3 separate regions of the Homo sapiens genome follow, and all the other regions are linked to region 1. Evidence: chromatin contacts called from ENCODE Hi-C or POLR2A ChIA-PET data. All regions are on one chromosome and are shown on one strand. Each heading gives the region's core, a stretch centred on a gene start or an enhancer-like site at or near the end of the contact. The rest is flanking DNA. Distances are from core to core; before and after follow the strand shown.

Region 1 (4,401 bases), core at 424-2,923:
CAAGGGATCAATGAGAATGGTTGGCCATTGAGTTTAAGCTGGCTCACTAGAGAGGGTCATAAAGGAAGAAACAGTGAACAAGTAGTAAGATCTTGATTGGAGGTGCTGGTAAGGTTGCAGGAGTTTTGTTTCAGGGCAGTATAGGGAGTGACCTGGACAGATAGGAGGATAGATAGACCTGGTCAGAGTGGGATACTGTGGGGGTTGCAGTCCTTGGACCTGACAAGGTCTAAGGTCTGATCATGGAGGGAGGGGGAAGCTGAGGTAGGGCAGAGGACAGGAGTGGGCTTCATGAGACCAAAAGGATGTTGGAAGGATTATCTACCTGGATACTGAAATCTTCAAGAAGTAAGAGGTGTAGTGTGAAGAAGTTACAACACTCTAAGCTCTTCAGGGATAAGGGAAGCATGTGCCACGTGGGTAGCCTCCCAAGTCCAGCACCCAGTATCTAGAATATGCAGAGTGAATACCTGGGGGCTGCTGAGGGCAAGAACAAGGTGCCTGTGAGAAGACCTGACGCCTGGGGTTCTCGTGACAGGAGTGGGCCTAGTTTTTGGTGTAGAATTGAGCCTTGAATGCACCAGCGGGATCATATTGAAAAGAAACCCTCCAAGACTAAAGGAAGATGCATCCTCTGACAATGTACGCTCTGTAGGCTCCCAAGTAGCTGGGCTGGGGATTAGATGGACTCCAAGGCATTTCCTCAGGTGGCAATGGGCGGATCCCTGGGAAGGTAAAGCTGTGCAGTAAGAAAACGGCAAGATGCTACGTTCACTCAGGTAAAGCCCCTTTCCCGGGTTTAGGGAGGGCGAGGCAGTTTAGGCTGGGTCAGTTTGTCCCTGCCCTCACGGTTTGTTGGTCCTGGCAAAAGAGGGCCTTATGTTATTTATTTTTCTTAGAGACAGTGTCTTGCTCTGTTGCCCAGGCTGAAGTCCAGTGGCTCATCTCAGTTCACTGCAGACTCCGCCTCCTGGGATCAAGCGATCCTCCCACCTCAGCCTCCAGAGTAGCTGGGACCACAAGCACCACAGGCGCCCGGCACGATGCCGGCTAATTTTTTTTTTTTTTTTTTTTAAGAGAGAGAGGTAGGCTCCCTATGTTGCCCAGGCTTGTCTTGAATTCCTGGGCTCAAGCAATCCTCCCTCCTCGGCTTCCCAAAGTGTAGGGATTACAGGCGTGAGCCACTGCGCCCTGCCAAAAGAGGGCTTTAGGGCACCCCAGAACGCGAGATCCCCCTCATCTGTAATCTTTAAAGAGGAGGAAGTGTACTCCAAATCAAGCGATAGTCCATTCGTCCTTGGCACGGTGACTGCCGGGAGGCCAGGACCAAATGTGTCTCCTTCCGGCTTTTGCACCACACTAACTAACCGGCGCCAGGCCGCAGAGCCGCCCTGGCCTTCGGCGAGAACTCAGGCGAGCGCGGCGCACGCTGCTCCGGAGTCCCACCGCGGAAGTTGAGGCCGCGGATTCCGAGGGCGGGGTGGAGAGGAATCTGGAAGGACCTGGACCCGGTGGAACGCACTGCGCGGACGGCGCCTGCGTCCGCACTCAGCTGTTCAGCCCTCTTTCTTCAGGCTCTCCCCTGAAAGCCGTCCCCATGCCGGTCTCTTTTTTCTGCCTTCTTGTTTCCCTCCGGCGAGTCAGCGCGACTGTGAATTTCCGTTTCCGGCGGTGTCCATGCTGACCTGAGGAGTCGCGGCTGCGAGCAGGTTCGGTGCTGCGGGTTGGGGTAGGCGGCGGTGGGGTCCCTGGTTCTGGGGCACTGGGAAGATCGCGAGTCGTGCGTGTGGGAAGGTCCTCCCCCGGTCCTCCGGGTCATCTTTGCTCCCGAGGAGCGGCATATTTCTCATCTGGCGGAGGTGTCCTGGGGTAGTTGGGTGAGTGACGTGATGAATCCCTGCAGAGAGCCCAGACGGGGAGGGAAGGTGGCTGGGCGACGTCGTTTCCTGGCGACGTGGTCCCGGTAGGAGACTTAGACCTGAGCTGGATCTGTTGACCCCAAATTGTGCTTTTCCCACCAAGAAGAAAGACAGGGAGAGAAACATTAGTACAAGTGCTGAACTAAAATATAGCAGAGAAGAAACATAATCTCTGAAATCACACAGCTATTCGGTTTCAAAGCGTTCCTAGCGCCCAGCTCTCCTAACTCCTGGCCAGTGTTCTTGACATTATGGTAATACATAAAGACTTTGTTTCCGCTGGTGTGTGTCTGTGGGAAGCCTCTGACTCACCTCCGTGCTCCAGTAGCACCCTGTGCAGCCTTCCAATGTCGCCCTTATTGCGTGGCGCGGAAGATAATAGTTTGGATTTCCTCTGCAAGTCAGATAATAGCTGTATCCACTTACTGGCACAGTGCCTAGCACATCGTAGACAGACACAAATATTTATTCAACGGAATGAATACAGTACCTTAATTGAATGAAATGGCATCCTGCTCCGCTTTTTTTTTTTAATCAAGCTGTCAGATTTTATGCAGCCCGATTTCCTAAAATAACTCACTAATTCAGTGATTGCCAATTTATTAGCCACAGATTCCCAGGTAACTCAGAAATCACTGGAAGGGTCTCTGTAAGTTCATGGGGTCTCCAGGTGTCATCTAGAACCAGTCCTATCTCACACGTACAGCTATTTCTATTTTTCAAATGTATGTAGATAAGTTGTAATTTAGGAGTTTTACAGAGTCAACAGGTACTAAAAGTAATACTGCGATCATATTGGAGGTTCATAAAAACGTTTCACATTTTTTTATTAAAATTTAAGTTTTAGTTTAAGTTAGGAAACCACTTCATCAGTCCAGTTGATACCTGGGTCTGAGCTGTCCAGTATGGTAGCCACATGTGACTATTTGGAGTTAGAATGAAATTAATTAAAAACTCATTTTTTCAGTTTCCCTAAGTATATTGTAAGTAACCACATGTGGCTAATGGCTAAATGGCTGAAAAGTACAGATATAGTATATTTCTATCCTTGCAGAAATAGATACTGCTGATGTTGACACTTAAGATGAATAAAAAGTAACTTAACCATAAAATGTAATCTTAAGAGAGGTAACTCATCTAATTTATAGCATAACAGAGAGAAATGAAATTGGGGATGGTTAAGCAGTTTCTACCCTTGTTCAGTGAACAAATACATCATCTCTTCATAAAGAAATAAATGAAATTTACTGTTTTTCCCTGGGTATTGCCTGGATTGTAAAATGCTTCTCCCATCTCCTTACCCCAACCTTCTTCCTTGTAGGTTAGAGTTACTTGTTATTGGTAAATAGCCACTATGGAGGCTAAGGACCAGAAGAAACACAGAAAGAAAAACAGTGGACCCAAAGCTGCAAAGAAAAAGAAGCGGCTTCTGCAGGATCTCCAGCTAGGAGACGAAGAAGATGCCCGGAAGAGAAATCCCAAAGCTTTTGCAGTTCAGTCTGCTGTGCGGATGGCTCGATCCTTTCACAGGTATGTTAGGCTACGGTCTGGTCATTCTTCCATTGATTCTTTTTTTAAATAGTAGGAGCCTCTCACAGGTGACATTTGGATTCACGAGTCTAGTCCAGCTCCAAAGGACATGGAGATTCATGGTGTGTGGCTTTCACTAAAACGTGAGAAGCTTTTCCCATAGAAGCTGCCTTGCCTCCAGCATCTGCATACTGGTTAGTGTTTATTGCCCAGGATACAAGAATTTATAGACTTTGTTTGTTCCTAAATTTTAAACTGTTTCTATGGTGATAAGTGTGCTTTTTCCCCCCAGGTATGTTTTACATAGTTGTAATATAAAATACAAAAATTACAATATTTAATACTAACATAGCTTTATTTAGTGAGCCCTTGTGATATGCCTAGCAGTGTACTTTAAACATTATTCAACTAAATCCTTCCAGCAGCCTTACCAGAGTAGGAATCATTCTTGCCCTCATTTTATGGGTAAGAAAACTGAGATCAAGAAAACAAGTTACCTCCAATCATATAACCAGTAAGTAGGAGAGCTAAATGTAACTCCAGCGCCTCTGCTCTTATCTGCTATGATGTACTGCCTCGCTATTTACCTTTTGGTTTTTTAAAAAACTATTAAAATCACTCTTAAAACAGTCAGATTTAAGGAGTGTTTAATTTTCGCTCTCTATAGTATTGAAGTCATCTTGTTACATCTTTATTGAACAGCAATTATTTGGATGGGGCCAGAAGTTAGCAAGTTAATAATTGACAAGTTAATTATATTTATATATTGTCTGTTGTACTCTCTATAAAATGTGCTAAAGTACTCATAGCTATAAGTGTACCAAAAAAGTCTACTTATAAGGTTGATACCTTTTACTCTATTTTGAAAATGAGTTTACTATTTATTTATTTGTTTATTTTTTAATGAATAGGACTCAGGATTTGAAGACAAAAAAGCATCATATTCCAGTGG
Region 2 (4,937 bases), core at 2,097-4,596, 4.7 Mb before region 1:
TGTCTGAATAAAGAAAAAGAAAAAAAGCAGCAGCCCTGGGCCTGGAATCCCTGGGTGCTATGTGAAAGGCAGGGCAGATGGGGCTCCCTGGGGCTTCCCCAGGGAGAAAAATAACCATGGAAGGGTATAGTAGCCTCCTGAAGGTAATGCCGGGCTCACAAACTCCTTGCTTTGCTTTGTATCTCCAATTGCTGATCTTCAGAACAGACGGGTTGGAGTGGGATAAGGAAGTGAGGTTCTTGTAAAAGAAGTGAAGAGACTCCATGAAGAAAGATGAGGAAAGTGGTGCAAACCTTCCCAGGTCCCAAGACAGCTGGAGACTCCTGCCCATGCTCTAAAGGGAAGGAGCTAGACTCTCCAGGGAAAAAAGCAGACTCCCAGGAGTGAGAGGTGATGGGGGGCAGAGAGGAGCAGACGGCCACATGGCTCAGCCCCTGCCCAGGAAAGTGAGTCCACAGTTCACTAACTATAATCACCATGAACAAGTAGCCATGAACACTATAGTCAGCAAACACACACACAGACACATAACACGAGTTGGAGGAGCCTGCAGGCTGCAGTGGTGAGGCAAGAGATTAGTTGGATCATCAGGTGGAGGAATGGTGTTAGAGGGGACAGGGAAGGGCATGGCAGGACAAAAAAGTTCTTGGCTTCTCTTCTGGAAAGATTTGTTGCTGAAGTGGCTGTTTTCTTAAGCATCAATATTTGCATCTAAAAGTTCAAGCAGCTGCCTTCAGGTTCCGGAGGCTTCCCACTGGAGGGCTGCACTTCATTCAGCTCTCTGCTTTCTGGAGTTTTGCTGCATTTGCAGTGATGAGGTTCTCCACCTGGGCTTCCTCCTCCCCTGGGGTCCCGGGCTTCTGATTGAAACTCCACTTGCATCTGCAACCTAGGATAAGGAAGATCCCAACGGAGAAGAGGACCACAGCACATACCAACCCCTGAATCCTCAGGGTCTGTTAGTCATAATGAAAATGGTCAATTTCCTTCTCCTACTCAGCTGCACTGGCCATGACAATGAGGGCCAACAGGCTGCATAGGAATATCAGCACCACCTCCATGGTGCCTGCACAGCCAGTCCCCTTCCTGAGATGATCCCAGGAGGATGTGTCGAGTCCCAAGGAGCCTAAGAGTGGCATGTCCCTAGTTTTCAATCTCTTTAGGGATAGGATTATGCAAATTGAAAGAAGAGCAAACAATGTTACTGAAATAATCCATGGCATAATGGAACCTGAATGCATTAAAGAAATAATGGAGGGCAGGAGAGGTGGCTCACATCTGTAATCTCAGCACTTTGGCAGGCTGAGGCGGATGGATCAATTGAGGTCAGGAGTTTGAGACCAGCCTGGTCAATATGGTGAAACCTAGTCTCTACTAAAAACAGGAAAAATTAGCTGGGCGTGGTGGCATGTGCCTGTAATCCCAGCTACTGGGGAGGCTGAGGCAGGAGAATCACTTGAATCTGGGAGGCGGAGGTTGCAGTGACCCGAGGTCTTGGCACTGCACTGCAGCCCAGGTGACAGAATGAGATCCAGTCTAAAAAAAAAAAAAAAAAGAAATAATGGAATATTCACAAGTGTCAAGACTGTTTCTTAAAATGCAAAAGCATTAGGCTGGGTGCAGTGGCTCATGCCTGTAATCCCAGCACTTTGGGAGGCCGAAGCGGGCGGATCACGAGGTCAGGAGTTCGAGACCAGCCTGGCCAACACAGTGAAACCCGATCTCTACTAAAATTACAAAAATTAGCCGGGTGTGGTGGCACAAGCCTGTAGTCCCAGCTACTTGGGACGCTGAGGCAGGAGAGTCGCTTGAACCCAGGAGGCGGAGGTTGCGGTGAGCCGAGATCATGTCACTGCACTCCAGCCTGGGTTACAGAGCCAGACTCCATCTCAAAAAAAAAAAAAAAAAAAAAAAACATTATGAGCAGGAAAATAAATTGTGTCTCGAAGTGATAATCATTGTTGTACTTACCATGACTGTCTTCTGAAATGCATCTCAACCCTTGAATAATTTGATTCTTTTACATGGATGGTACTAAATGCTTTTCCAGCATGGGAACAAGTGGGATTATCATCAGTGGTGGTAAAGAAGGGAATAGAAATGGAGAAAAATGCTTCTTTTTTGGTCAGTGGACATTTATTTTTTATTTTTATTTTAACTTAAACTTCAATAGCTTTTGGAGTACAAGTGGTTTTTGGTTATGGATGAATTATAAAGTGGTGGATTCTGAGATTTTAGTGCACCTGTCACCTGAGTAGTGTACACTGTACCTAATGTATAGTTTTTTTTTTTTCATTTTTGAGATGGAGTTTTGCTCTTGTTGCCCAAGCTGAAGTGCAATGGCGCGATTTCAGCTCACTACAACCTCCACCTCTCGAGTTCAAGGGATTCCCCTGCCTCAGCCTCCCAAATAGCTGGGACTGCAGGTGTGTGCCACCACGCCCAGCTAATTTTGTAGTTTTAGTGGAGACGGGGTTTCACCGTGTTACCTAGGCTGGTCTTGAACTCCTGACTTCGTGATCCACCCGCCTCCGCCTCCCAAAGTGCTGAGACTACAGGCGTGAGCCACCGCGCCTGGCCATGTGTAGTTTTTTTAACCTCCGGCCTCCTTCCTACCAGCCCCTTCTGAGTCTCTAAAGTCCATTATATCACTCTGTATGCCTCTGCGTACTCATAGCTTAGCTCCCACTTATAAGTGAGAACCTACGGTTTTTGGTTTTCCACTCCTGTATTACCTCTGCCTGTGAACTTTAAAAAGTTATCGTGATCAAGAGATCCTGCATACTCCTGAAGAATGGAAAATGCATGTTTGCCATGCAAGATGGTATTACGTGGTTTAACAAATAAAATTTGAAGAGCAATTCCGAGTTATCTTTACGACAGCTTACAGGCTGGTAATGCTCATGTCCAGCGTGTTTTCTCACGGTTAGCGTCCAATGGACCAGAAAGGAGCAAGTGAAGCTCTCCACACTGGCGCAAGTGTAGGTGGTGCTGCGGCAGCGTCGCGGGGCCACAGGAACCGACCTCGTCTGGAGAAATTCCACTCGTGAATTCTGCCAAATGAGGAAGTGTTGAGGACGGCCAAATCATCAGGGGGATGTAATTCATGAGAAAGCTGTGTAATTTAAATACTCATAATTTATTTCAGCTAACGAATAAAACTGCAGTACTGCACTTGCCGCATCTGGGAACTAACTGCCCAATGCGGCTGAAACCTCATGCCCTTTCAAAAGGAGTGGCGCGAGGGCTTGTGGGAAATGTAGTCTGCACTTTCTAAGGGAGCGGCGCGAGGGCTTGTGGGAAATGAAGCGTGCACTTTCTAAGGGAGCGGCGCGAGGACTTGTGGGAGATGTAGTGTGCACTTTTCGGCCCCCGTCGCGGGAGCCGCTTCGGGCCTTCTGGGCATGTCTGCCATATGGCTCCAGGTTTGTTTTTCTCCCCGGCACTCTGACGGGGAGGGCTCCCGGCATCTCCTGGCGTCCGGGTAGAGGACGCGGAGGGTGAGTAAGGGAGGGCAGGGGCGAGGGTGGACTGGGGGTTCCGCGCGGCCTGGGGGTGGGAGAGAGGGAACGCCTTTGCCGCCTGGCCTGGGTCCGAATCCTGCCTCGGTTCTTGTGCTCCCAAAGGGAATGCGCAAGTCCCGCGCCTGTGACAAGTGAGGTTGGATTTTCTCTTCCCTGAGGTGAAGGATGCCCGGAGGCCTCCGCAGGACGGCGCAGAAACGGGCCTTCTGCCCAATAGATGCGCGCTTCTCTCATTCTTTCCCCTCAGAATCTCGCTGTCCTCACAACCACCTGTGGTCGGCGTCGCCGCGGTGTCACTGCGATGCCGAGGCGAATGGGGTGGGGGGAAGCGCCCGCGGGGCGGGGAGGGACCCTGCAGGCGCGGACTCCACACCCAGCCTCTGGCCAGCGTCACTCGGCTTGCTGTGTCCTCGCAGGTCGCAGCTTCATTGCCTGATGTCTTCGGGAAGTATTTTGAAGTCATCGTGGCTGTGGATTGGGGAATTTCTTGTTTCCACTGACCTGTGAGGCCGCGCACGCGGAGGGAGGCACCCCAGGCCCTCCGGCACTGTCCAGCCTCGCCTGTGTCCCCATTAGCACCAGTGGGCATTTTCAGAGGGTCCAGCTCATGGCTCAAGTGACAGGAAGATGTAGGAGCTTTCTGTCTTGAATGAGGATTCGAACCAAAGGGCTTAGGCCCAGCTGTCTTGGAGCAAAGCAGCTGTTGTGGGGTAAGAAGGGAAGGGTGGGGGGCGAGGGCCCAGGGGCCCTCCTAGGAGGACACCCAACCCGTTGGGCTGACACCTCACTAGAGATCTAGAGCACGGGTGGGAGGAGCAGAGGCTCGATTTGTGTCCTTTCCAGACCCCCACAGGCTGGGAGCTTTGTGCCCATTCAGATGTGGGGGCAGAAGAGGGCAAGGCCGAAGGAGCAGACAGCACCGCTTCTTGGGGAGTTGTGAAGGCATCATGCGGAGGGAAGAGCTTAGCAGCCAAGTGGAGGACAGCACCCTCCATGCCTGGATTCGTTACTCGCTCGTTCTAGATGCTGAGCTGCTGGCGCACTGCAGCACAACTAGAGATGTACGGATGCCCCCATCTTGATCTTACAGAATCAGAGGTACAGCCGCGAGAAAGGTCTGTAAGTTATCTATTTACGCTTTATTTAAAAGATGGGATGGGGTGGGGTGGACAGGAAACGAGCTTAACGTGTTAAGTTACTGATGACATTGACACATTTTGTTGTGGCAGAGTCAAGAACAGACAGAGTCGCTTGAGGACTCAGGAGGGTGTTTGCTGCGTTGACAACAGAGTAAGTAAAAATCAGTTTGCTTTTTTAAATCCAAAGATTGTTTTGAGAACCTCAAATCAAGTTAGAGCAAGTTCGTTTTCCTTCCAAAAAAACTGGGCTGGGCTGGGCACGGTGGTTCACGCC
Region 3 (4,594 bases), core at 556-3,055, 4.8 Mb before region 1:
TAAAGCATAAATTAAAAAATGTAAATTTCAATAAATGTTTCACGTATTTTTACTCAAATATTTGCATTTCTTTCTTTTTTTTTTTTTTTGAGACGCAGTGTCGCTCTGTCACCAGGTTGGAGTGCAGTAGCGCAATCTTGGCTCACTGCAACCTCCCCATCCTGGGTTCAAACGATTCTCCTGCCTCAGCCTCCTGAGTAGCTGAGACTACAGGTGTGCACCACAACGCCCCACCTAATTTTTGTATTTTTAGTACAGAAGGGGTTTCACCATGTTGGGCAGGATAGTCTCGATCTCTTGACCTCATGATCTACCCGCCTCAGCCTCCCAAAATGCTGGGATTACAGGCGTGAGCCACCACGCCTGGCCATATTTGCATTACTTTCAATTCTCATAATGGACTTAAAAAGTTTTGCTGGAATGGAGTTGCTTATTTTTCTCTATTATAAAATGTGACTGATATTAAATTTATAGTTTCTGTCTTTGGCATCACATCCCTTGTTGTTTTTTTTGAGACAAGGTCTCACTTTGTCACCCATGCTGGAGTGCAGTGGTGCCATGATGGCTTACTGCAGCCCGGGGCTCAAGTGATCCTCCAACCTCAGCCTCCTGAGTAGCTGGGATCACAGGTGCCTGCCTACATGCCAGGCTAATTGTTATTTTTAGTTTTTTGTAGAGATGGGGGTCCCACTATAGTGCCCAGGCTGGTCTTGAACTCCAAGGATCAAGTGGTCCTCCTGCCTCCGCCTCCCAAAGTGCTGGGGTTACAGGTGTGGGCCACTGTGCCTGGTCCACTTGTCAATTTTCAAAAATTTTTACTCTTTTAGTGGTTTAAATGTTTAAGTATTGTATACATGTGAGATTTTATCATGTGTGATCTATGTATATCTCTACATTCCAAATTGCTCGGAATGACATGCTCTTTGGAATACTCCATTCTTTCCCTCACTGTTTTGAAATGCTGTATCTACTACACATTAAAGAATACTCTTAAGCTGTCTTATTTCCATGGAGCAGGTGCCAAACTACTTTGAATAGAGCAATATTATATAGATAGATGTAGATAGATACAGATATTCCTTAGGCATTTTTTTCCTGCTTTTTAAAATGTATACTGGCTGTTCATTTGGGTTTTTACTTATTCTAGATAAAGTTGAGAATGCTTTTGTGAAGTACAGAATACACTAAAGATCAAAGAGAAAAAATACATAACAAAAATTTGTTGATATTCTTTTAGGAATTTTGTCTTCCTAAGAAAGGTACAGATAGACTAAAAGTATTTCCATTTAGTCAAGCAATTTTAATGTCACAGAGGAAATCATACGTGACATTTATTTTCTTCTTTCAGATTATGTCTAGTTCCTTACTGAGCTACAATTTCCGTTTATTGCTTTAACCATTTTGATGAAGTAGCTTTCCGGCCGCACCTTCCCCTTTTTTCCCCCGCTCCCAAAGAACCGCTGATAGCATGAAAGTCTTTTAAACTGTATGGACGAGATCTATTTCCTAACATTTAAACGGAAAATGACACGCAGCGGTCCTTTCCTTGAGCGTCTGCGTCTAAACTGCCCACAGACCTCCCCCGCAGTATATCCCTTTGGAGTGCCCCGGGGAAAGCCAGGGCTGCAGGCAGTTCCAGCACCAACTCAGACCGCATCTGCCCACTGCCTAGCGGGGCACTTCTCTACCAATCCGAAGGGCTGCTCGCCCGGCCTCACGGGAAAGGTAGTTTCCAGGTAGGGCGCCAACAGCATCAAGCTGTGCGCGTGGGCTCTGCGCATGCCTCGTCCGCCGGCTACGTCTGCGTTTCCGCCTTTCCTTTTGTTTTTCTCAGGTTTTGCGTGGGAGGCGGTCCCGGGATTTCAAGGGTCTACGCGCTTTTCTATGGCGAATGCAACCCGACGAGGGAGTGGGGTAAGCCCCAGTGGGTTGGGCAGGGAGAGAGAGGGAGCCCCGCGCGACTCCTGGGGCGGGCGGCAGGGGGCCGGTACCAAGTGGTGGGGAGGAGGCCCGGGGACCTCATAGGGGAAGGCGGGGACGGCGGGGCTGCAGCGTGTGGGCCACGACGCTAGGCCGGTTCCTCAAAGGCGCGGCCTCTGTACGGAGCAGGGTACGCAGCGTGTGTCGCCCCATTTGTGGGGGCCGCGGAGGAGGGCATGTGCGCTTGCGCAGTCCGCGCGCTGAGCCTTGCGGGAGGGGCAGTTCTCTTGTCTAGCCTGTGCGCGTGTGCTAGGGCGCCGCGGTACGTGGGCGGGGAAAGGCGGGTGCAGTCGCCCGCCAGACCGGCAGACTCGGTTGCACGTATTGCATTCATCCTCTTTAGGTTCCGAACTGACCTCCAGTCAGGTCCATCACTGCATCTTGGTATTTGCTGTTCCTCTGTCCTGACTTGATCTTGCACTCAGGAAAGATCTTCAAGAATTACCTAATTTTGGCCTGGCGCGGTGGCTCTCGCCTGTAATCCCAGCACTTTGGGAGGCCGAGGCGGGTGGATCACCTGAGGTCAGAAATTCGAGACCAGCCTGACCAACATGGTGAAACCCCGTCTCTACTAAAAATACGAAAAGTAGCCGGGCGTGGTGGCGCATGCCTGTAATCCCAGCTACTGAGGCGGAAAATTGCTTGAACCCGGGAGGCGGAGGTTACAGGTAGCCAAGATCGCACTATTGCACTCCAGACTGGGCAACAAGAGCGAAACTCCGTCTCAAAAAAAAACAAAAACAAAGAATTACCTAATTTTGCCTCATTTGTTAGAAGAAAAAGATTTTTTTTGTTTTTTTGTTTGTTAAGGTCACTGACTTGTTCAGGATCACAGTTAGTAGGGAAGACTAAGTCACATCTCCTGACCCCTAAGCCAGTACTGTCTACTTTTCCACACACATCAAAGCAAGTTTAAAATATCCCTTTGAGAAATAGCAACAAAGTTAGATGAAGAAATTAAAACTGATTTTTTCTTTGAAGCACTGCCGCTTATGGCTTTCTGTGGAGTCACTCACCAGAGGTTAAGTAACATTACTGGGAAAATAGATAGCTTAGTCCTATTTTTTACAATGGTTTTAGTGTTAATGTTCCTTCATTAAATATATTGTTAACTTGTTTGGCCAATATTGTCATTATACTTTTTTTTGTGAACACCGAGGGAGATTGAAATCCTTAGGAAGCAAATATTTACTTTCACCCGGTAAAAAATCTTGTGCCCAAGAGCTACATAATTATGTTGGAGTTATTCTTTCACCATTTCTACCGCCTATTCCGAAGTGTTCTTCCACCATTTCTACCCCCTATTCCAAAGTGTCAGAGGACATTGATACTCTCCCAGAGGAAGCATTTTACCTAGTGGGTGTGTATGGCTTCTTAGGGCGGAAGAATCCAGGAGTTGCCAGGCAGGCCAAATCTTTCATGACCCCATTCCTCTTTTTCTAACTCAGCTGTATCTTCAGAGTTGTCTCCGTCTTTCCAAGAACAGAACAAAATGAACAAGGTAAGTTGTTTATTAATTCCCTACTTTATTTTGCAGTGGACTTTGTGAGATTTGTAAGAGTCGATATGGTGTTTGTTTTTTTTTTTTTTTTTTTTTTGTGAGACGGAGTCTCACTCTGTCACCCAGGCTGGAGTACAATGTCCCCATCTCGGTTCACTGCAACCTCTGCCTCCCGGGTTCAAGCAATTCTCCTGCCTCAGCCCCCCGAGTAGCTGGGACTGCAGGCGCATGCTGCCACGCCTGGCTAATTTTTTGCGTTTTAATAGAGACAGGGTTTCACCGTGTTGCCTAGGCTGGTCGCAAACTCCTGAGCTCAGTCAATCCGCCCGCCTTGGTCTCCCAAAGTGCTGGGATTACAAGCGTGAGGCACCGTGTCTGGCCAAGAGTCAATATGTTAAGATGAGAAGTTAGTAATAGATAAAAATTGAACTTCCCAGAAAATATAAAGTAACAGATCAATAGCAGGGCCAAGTTAGAGTCAATAAGTTGAGCTTCGTATGTTTCTTACGTTTCCAACAACCATGGCAGAAAGGAAGACACTGGATACAGACAGACTGACTCCTCTGAAGGCACAAAGACTTCCTGGCAGATACCTTTTTTGGTCATAACATAGGGACCCATAGTGAATAAGCTTCCAGTGATAACCCTGAAATGAGTGCAGCCTATTGAGTCAAACTGCTTTTTTAATTTTTATTTCACACAGGTTCCAGTTTTCTTTTGGATGTAGTGTTTGATCAGTAAATTAAAATGTATTTTAATTTTAATTTTTTTATTTTTTTGAGACGGAATCTTGCTCTCTTGCCATTCTGGAGTACAGTGGCGCGATCTTGGCTCACTGAAACTTCTGCCTCCCGGGTTCAAGCGATTCTCTTGCCTCAGCCTCCCGAGTAGCTGGGACTACAGGCATGCGCCACCACACCTGGCTAATTTTTGTATTTTTAGTAGAGACGGGGTTTTACCGTGTTGGCCAGGATGGTCTTGATATCTTGACCTCGTGATCTGCTCTCCTCAGCCTCCCAAAGTGCTGGGATTACAGGCGTGAGCCACTGCACCCAGCCGGTAAATTAAAATGTATTTTATTATTATTATTTTTTTTGATACAGAGTCTTGCTC

What was found. A loop is a pair of places that touch in the nucleus more often than their neighbours do. ChIA-PET counts read pairs that join two places held with the same protein, here RNA polymerase II (POLR2A). Pooled maps may share reads with other maps.
Region 2: a map of CD4-positive, alpha-beta T cell shows a loop between it and region 1 (10-fold over the local background). The contact joins the promoter of ZNF37A here to the promoter of BMS1 in region 1. A Hi-C loop is called at or near these places in 5 of 168 maps with a recorded cell type or tissue (CD4-positive, alpha-beta T cell, CD4-positive, alpha-beta memory T cell, CD8-positive, alpha-beta T cell and 1 more) and 12 of 50 pooled maps.
Region 3: a map of CD8-positive, alpha-beta T cell shows a loop between it and region 1 (31-fold over the local background). The contact joins the promoter of ZNF33A here to the promoter of BMS1 in region 1. A Hi-C loop is called at or near these places in 3 of 168 maps with a recorded cell type or tissue (CD8-positive, alpha-beta T cell and naive thymus-derived CD4-positive, alpha-beta T cell), 1 of 37 single-sample maps with no recorded cell type and 12 of 50 pooled maps. POLR2A ChIA-PET finds 5 or more read pairs at or near these places in 1 of 52 experiments (activated CD4-positive, alpha-beta T cell).

Annotation. Positions count from the first base shown.
Region 1 is chr10:42,781,122-42,785,522 of GRCh38, forward strand. It overlaps BMS1 (BMS1 ribosome biogenesis factor), which reads left to right and starts at 1,674. Exons shown (of 23, transcript NM_014753.4): 1 at 1,674-1,709; 2 at 3,241-3,449; 3 at 4,361-4,401. The coding sequence starts at 3,274. RefSeq lists an enhancer at 1,505-1,854.
Region 2 is chr10:38,090,991-38,095,927 of GRCh38, forward strand. ZNF37A (zinc finger protein 37A) reads left to right here and starts at 3,347. Exons shown (of 8, transcript NM_001324250.3): 1 at 3,347-3,500; 2 at 3,941-4,234; 3 at 4,548-4,639; 4 at 4,754-4,814. It also overlaps the pseudogene FXYD6P2. RefSeq lists an enhancer at 3,301-3,490.
Region 3 is chr10:38,008,870-38,013,463 of GRCh38, forward strand. It overlaps ZNF33A (zinc finger protein 33A), which reads left to right and starts at 1,806. Exons shown (of 5, transcript NM_006954.2): 1 at 1,806-1,914; 2 at 3,429-3,481. The coding sequence starts at 3,473. RefSeq lists an enhancer at 2,329-2,508.